Regions from separate parts of the Homo sapiens genome. Here region 1 is linked to region 2. A link is a loop called in an ENCODE intact Hi-C map of the cell type or tissue named here. Cell type or tissue: dorsolateral prefrontal cortex. All regions are shown on one strand. Links, peaks and the distances in the headings refer to the core of each region. The heading gives the core; the rest is flanking DNA.

Region 1 (2,912 bases), core at 162-2,661, 85 kb before region 2:
CCATGGACTGGTACCCGTCTTCGCCCTGGGGTTTGGGGACCCCTGATTTAGAGCGTGTATGTGCTCACTCTTATCATCGTCCATGGTTAGACAAATTCTTTAGATTGTGTGGATGCTGAGCAAGATTTAGGACTGAGAAATGTCTTCCCACTTAACTGATTGATTTTTGAAAAATTCATCTCACTTCTCTTTAAACTGAGAGTAGTCATGCTTACCTCACTGCATTGTTGTAGGCATTTAATGTGATAGAGAATGCGAAAGGGCTTTGTGAGATGCAGCCTGACACAGTCTCCATCTAGCCTGGCTTCATGTCTGCATATATTAAAGATCTGCTGGGCCGGGTGCAGTGGCTCACACCTCTAATCCCAGCACTTTGGGAAACCCAGGCAGGAGGCTCACTTGAGCCCTAATGTTTGAGACTAGCTTGGGCAACGTGAAGAAACCCCATCTCTACAAGAAAATTTAGGAAATTAGTTGGGCTTGACAGTGCATGCCTGTAGTTCCAGCTCCTCAGAAGGCTGAGGCAGGAGGATCTGTTGAGCCCAAGAGACGAAAGCTGCAGTGAGCTACGATGGTGTCACTGCACTCCAGCCTGGGCCACAGAGTGAGACCCTGTCTCCGAAAAAAAAAAAAAAAAAAAAAGATCTGCTGTGTTAGATTCTCTGTTCCAAGTTCAGTGTATTCAATGTTGGGACATGGCTTTCTATTTCCGGAGGCAGCTTAGCCCCATATGTTTTAAGGCCCCGTAGTGTGTCATGGGTATGTCTCCTTTAGCATCTTCAAACCATATGAGGTTTGACAGTATAGTTTCTCAAAAGGGTAATTTAGATTTCAGGAAAAAGCATAGACAATAAGAAGATAGATGTATAGCATTTTAAATTTGATTTATATAGTATTTGGATATTAACTCAGTTGATTCTCATATTAGTGCTGAGTAGCGGGCAGGGTAAGTATATCTTCATCTTACAAGGAAGGAAACCAAAATTCAGAGAAAACCAGAGATTCACATAAAAGTGAAAAGCTGGGCCTGTAACACTACTCAAGTCTTATGCACTGCCCAGGAGACACTGCTGGGGTCACAGGCGAAATGCCACCCTGTGTTAGCCCAGAGGTCCAGCATCTTGTTTCTGACAAGGGTATTCAATATTCTCTGACGAAAGAGTGTGGCAATTTTCTCCCACCATATTAGCCGGGAAAGCTCAGTGACCTTTCACGACAGTCCTGTGGCGTCCACTGCCGGACCCCCAGTGTCTGTGAGGGTGGAGTTGAGGATATGTGCCTTTCAGGACATGGGATCCCCTCGTGAAAAAGCCCAACGTGTCAGCAGCCATCCTGTTGAGCACTAGCAGAGGCTGGATAATGGAAGCTGATTTTTTTTGAGATGGAGTCTCACTTTGTCACCCAGGCTGGAGTGCAATGGCGTGATCTTGGCTCACCGCAACCTCCGCCTCCTGGGTTCAAGTGATTCTCCTGCCTCAGCCTCCCGAGGAGCTGGGATTACAGGCATGCACCACCACACCTGGCTAATTTTTGTATTTTTAGTACAGATGGTGTTTCACCATGTTGGCCAGGCTGGTCTCAAACTCCTGACATCAGGTGATCCACCTGCCTTGGCCTCCAAAGTGCTGGGATTACAAGCGTGAGCCACCGCAATGGCCTGAAGCTGATTTTTTGATGCACCCATTGAGCATGTAGGACTGAGTATGTGACAGCATGTGCTCTTGTATCGGCTCCTTTTTTGGCCCCAGTTTACCTTGGCCCTTTCCTTTTCTTTCCCACATGATTCTAATATGCTCTATATGACTGCATTTTATGTAACCTAACAAAGCAAAAGGCTCTGGAGACAAGTTCCCAACTAATAAGTAAAGGAATGAATCCAGGAATAAGTAAATCAATAAATAGAGTTAGAGTACATGTGCAAACTATAGGTGCTAAAAGAATTGGAGAACAAAAAGTTTATTATAGGCTGAACCAGTCATTGAGTACTCCATGGAGATAGTGGGATTTGAGGTTGAATTAAATGGGAGGGATACTGAGGGAAGAAAAGCAACGTGAGCTTTCAGAAGGCAGCTGGGATTGAGAATGGCGCTGGCTGCAGATGAAGCCTTCTGAGTGAATGGGAAAGATGTAGGCAGGCAAGTGGGGCTAATTGGTGGAGGAAAGCCAATGTGGAGAACTCGAATCAGATTCAAAAACAAAGAAGGCCTCTTACATGCGGAGGGGCCACGTGGGTTTGTTTCCTATCCCTTCAAAAGCTCACCAGGATGACAATAAAGGAAATACAAAGGTAAACCCACAAGGGCCAACATAGCTGTAGAAGAGAGACTGTAGGACAACCCTGAAAGATAGAGAGACGCTGAAGAAGTAGTAATGGACAGAACAGGCCAAAAATGTCCATCTTGAATGTCAGCAGAGGGGACACAAGTGAGAAGGAGCTTCCTTATCCCCTAGAACCTGTCAGGTCTCAAAGGCACCAGGTGCCATGCTCAGTGAAGCCAAAAACCAAGGGGTTGATAAAGGTCTGGATGAAGTTGCCCATTCACCCAGGCAACTGCCACCCTCTTCCCTCAGGAGGCTGGAGAGTTATCTGGTGAGAAATTCAGCTCTTCTGCTCTGGACTAGGGGCCATCAGACAGCGCAGTGCAGAAGAGAGGTCAGATGCAGGGTTAAAAATGGGGGGATATGGGGAACGTCTTCATATTGAATGGTGAGGTCTCCAGCTTTCTTACCTTTCTTTGCTCTCAGAACATGGGAAGGCAGTCACACACCAGTGGCCCCGCCCTCCTGCAGGCACGGGACTGAAGGACGCTTCCCTTAAGAAACGAAATGGACCCAGAGAGGAGACCTCCTGACACTGACCTGTTAGGGACCTCCATCAGGACGCTTGTCACCTGAGGACTCTGAAGGGACTC
Region 2 (2,912 bases), core at 263-2,762:
TTTAGAAGAGTGATTTGCAGATAATCGTAGCCCACTTTTCTTAATGGTGAAACTTCTGTTGGTTGTTTGTGGGAATTTGAGCACATCCTCCTCTCCCTCACTGCTCCACCCAGGACACCTGACACCCAAGCGTGAAGGGTACAGGTTGGCTCTATCGCTGTCTCTGTAGATGTGGCTGTAGATGTAGCCTGACATTATAGATCAATCACCATGCATCAATTACCATCACTTCTCCCTGAACAAATTAAAAAAAATAGATATCTCTTAGCACTGACCATGCATATGGAAGTCTGGTAATTAACAGCTCGACTTGAGTCTGCATCTCTGCATTACCGCAACCTTAATGATTTACCTACCATGCTAGGCCTCCCTTATTATCTAATTTAATCCCAATACACCACCATGTCTCTAAGAGGACAGGACCTACCCTAGCTTTCATGGAGCTTCCCATTTCATGGAGAAGCCAGACAATAGAAAATTCATTGCAAGTCTGATGGGTTTTACAGAAGGTTGCAATGGGAACATATCCGAGGGGGATCAAAGGCTTCCCAAATAAGTCATGTTTAAGTCGCAACTGAGAACTCCCGGGATAGGATTTTCGTGGTGAAGCTGGAGACAGATCAAGGTGAGCTTTGGTGAGCCATGAGGATGATGTTGGCAATGGGAAAGCTGTTAAACTAAGGGAGAGAGTAATCCAATCCAACGAGAAACAACAGCAGGGCTATGGTTTAGAGAATGGATGGCTTGGAGGTGGCCAGGGAGGGTAGGGTGGGATGAAGATGGCTTAGGCTGGAGTATGAGCCATGTGATGAAGAACTATTTAGATGTGGGATCAGTGTCACTTGATTTAGCTTGGGGAGCAAGGGAAAGAGAGACTTTGACTCCAAGGTGTGAAACATATGTAGTGGTCTTTAGTGTAGACTCATCAACTTGATGAAATGTAATCAAGTATTACCAGTCATGCTGTAGAGAACCCTTTCTCCAAATTTTACCACCCCTATTGTGGGCTAGGCACTCTGCAAAATGGCTTATCTACCTCTTATCCTTAATCTTCATTGACAACCCTTTGAGGCTAGCGCTGTTAGGATTCCCATTTCACAGGTGAGGAAGGCGAGGCTTAGGAGAGTGAGGAGGAGCTACGTTAAAGCTCAGATCTATCTGAGCATGGTCCTCGTGTCTCTGTTTCCCAAACTTATCTGATGACAAGACTCACCTGGGACACTTGATAAGTGTCCACACTGCCCGGTCCCCTCAGGCACCTGCTGATTTGGTGAGTCAGAGCCCCAGAATCTGAGTTTCCATAGACCTTATCACCAGGCCACTTTGGGAAGCACTGACTTATGCTGCTGAGACTTGGCCACAGAAGGAGCATTTGCCTTCACCTTACCCCTCACTCTGACTAGTTTTTATACACAGAACTTATTGCAACTTGAAATTTTTCTGTATTCTTTATTGATTTATGGTTTTTCAGCCCCTCTAGAATGTAAGCGCCAAGAGGGCAGCGATCAGACCAGCTCCTGGAACATGGCAGGACCAACACCCTCATCCGTGTGCCTATTCTCTTCCTGGAGGTCCTCCAGAGACTTCCTGCTCCCATTCTTGCTCCTCCTTCACCCACTTTCCATTTCCTGAGTGAAATGTAAATCTCATCCCCCATAGTCCTTAGAGCCAGACCAGCTTGCTTGGCCCATGCCTGCCCGCCCCTCCTTCCCAACTTTGTCCCTCAGCTCCAGGCTGCCACACAGGCCTCCAGGGTGTTTTCCAATCCCTCCAAGAGATCTTCAGCTCCCCAGGGCACCTTTCTTGGAGGGGCCAGTGCCATTTGGTGGGGCGGCGAGGTTAAAGACCACTCTCTCTGGTGACCACCCCTTTGCCCACTATCTTCCCTGGGCCTCCCCTGAGCTCTTCAAGAGAGAACCACTTGCTTAGAAGAGGCTTGGGAAGGATTTGTACAGTGGCCATGCCGCAGACCTGGGGTGGAAGGTGCAAGAAGGTGTCCTGAGCAGGAGGTCAGGAGGGCCGCTGAGCCATTTCCGAGGGGAACGGCGGGCCTTGGCTGGTCAGGGAGAGGGGAGACTGCCGGGAGGTCCCCTGCATGAGAACTCTGTGGCGGCTCCCTGGGTGGGCCAGGCCGGCACAGCCTCGCTGTGTTCTGTGCAGTTGAAAGAAAGCTGCGGGGCGGAGGGGGCCTGGCTGCTCGGGCCGCGGCCATGGGCTGCGCCACACATGGCTAAAGTACACAGACTATTAGCAATCAAGGAAAGACCTCCCTGCGAGGGAAAATGACATAGGGGTTACTTCACTGTAAACATCCCAAGAACAAGCACTGGTTCCTTTTAAGGGCTGTCTTTACTTCCTTTGAGAAGTTGCAAATGCACCCATGGCGGGCTTTGGCGCTCAGTCACACGTTGGGGAGGAGGGACTCCTATACACACAGTCACTCCCAATGGCAGAAAGCCCCAAATGCCACGAGGATTTGCCAGGAGTCTGCACCCTGAAATGGATTCTGCTGATGCATAGAACCAATAGCGCTTGCAACAGAAAACAGGGCTGCCTGCCGAGAAACACAACCCCTGACAGCCGGGTGCAAACATTCTTTTCAGTTGCGTCCTCCCAGCACCTTTGTTTTACAGGTTGCTTTTAAGAGAAAAAAAGTGTAGTATTTGCTCCTTGCTTGTGTAAGAACAAATTGAAATCACATGGGTCATCTGTCAGGCTCTCGTGAGAAAAGGAGGGACAGAGACTTATCAGGTGTTTGGATCCTCAAATCCTATCCACGAATGTGAAGCCATAGCCCTCTGGGGTCTTTTCAATAAGCGGCTACAAGTTGTCTCCCTTCCTAGGAAGCTTAATAACAGCATTTTTTTTAAAGAGACAGGGTCTCAACTGTCACCCAGGCTGGAGTACAGTGG

What was found. Hi-C counts contacts between places; a loop is a spot of excess contacts. Peaks named below come from ENCODE experiments on the same cell type or tissue, not always from the same donor. Only the 100,000 strongest peaks of a DNase experiment are listed, where the experiment ranks them.
Region 1: a loop joins it to region 2, with 3 times the contacts of the local background. A loop is called at or near these places in 8 of 110 quality-filtered maps.

What each region holds. Positions count from the first base shown.
Region 1 is chr9:96,210,764-96,213,675 of GRCh38, reverse strand. No RefSeq gene overlaps it. Among named protein-coding and RNA genes, the nearest start is that of HSD17B3-AS1, 34 kb to the left of the region's middle. In dorsolateral prefrontal cortex, for the core only: no CTCF peak of the experiment used is centred there; no DNase peak of the experiment used is centred there.
Region 2 is chr9:96,126,001-96,128,912 of GRCh38, reverse strand. No RefSeq gene overlaps it. Among named protein-coding and RNA genes, the nearest start is that of LINC00092, 110 kb to the right of the region's middle. RefSeq lists enhancers at 1-215, 1,600-2,130. In dorsolateral prefrontal cortex, for the core only: no CTCF peak of the experiment used is centred there; no DNase peak of the experiment used is centred there.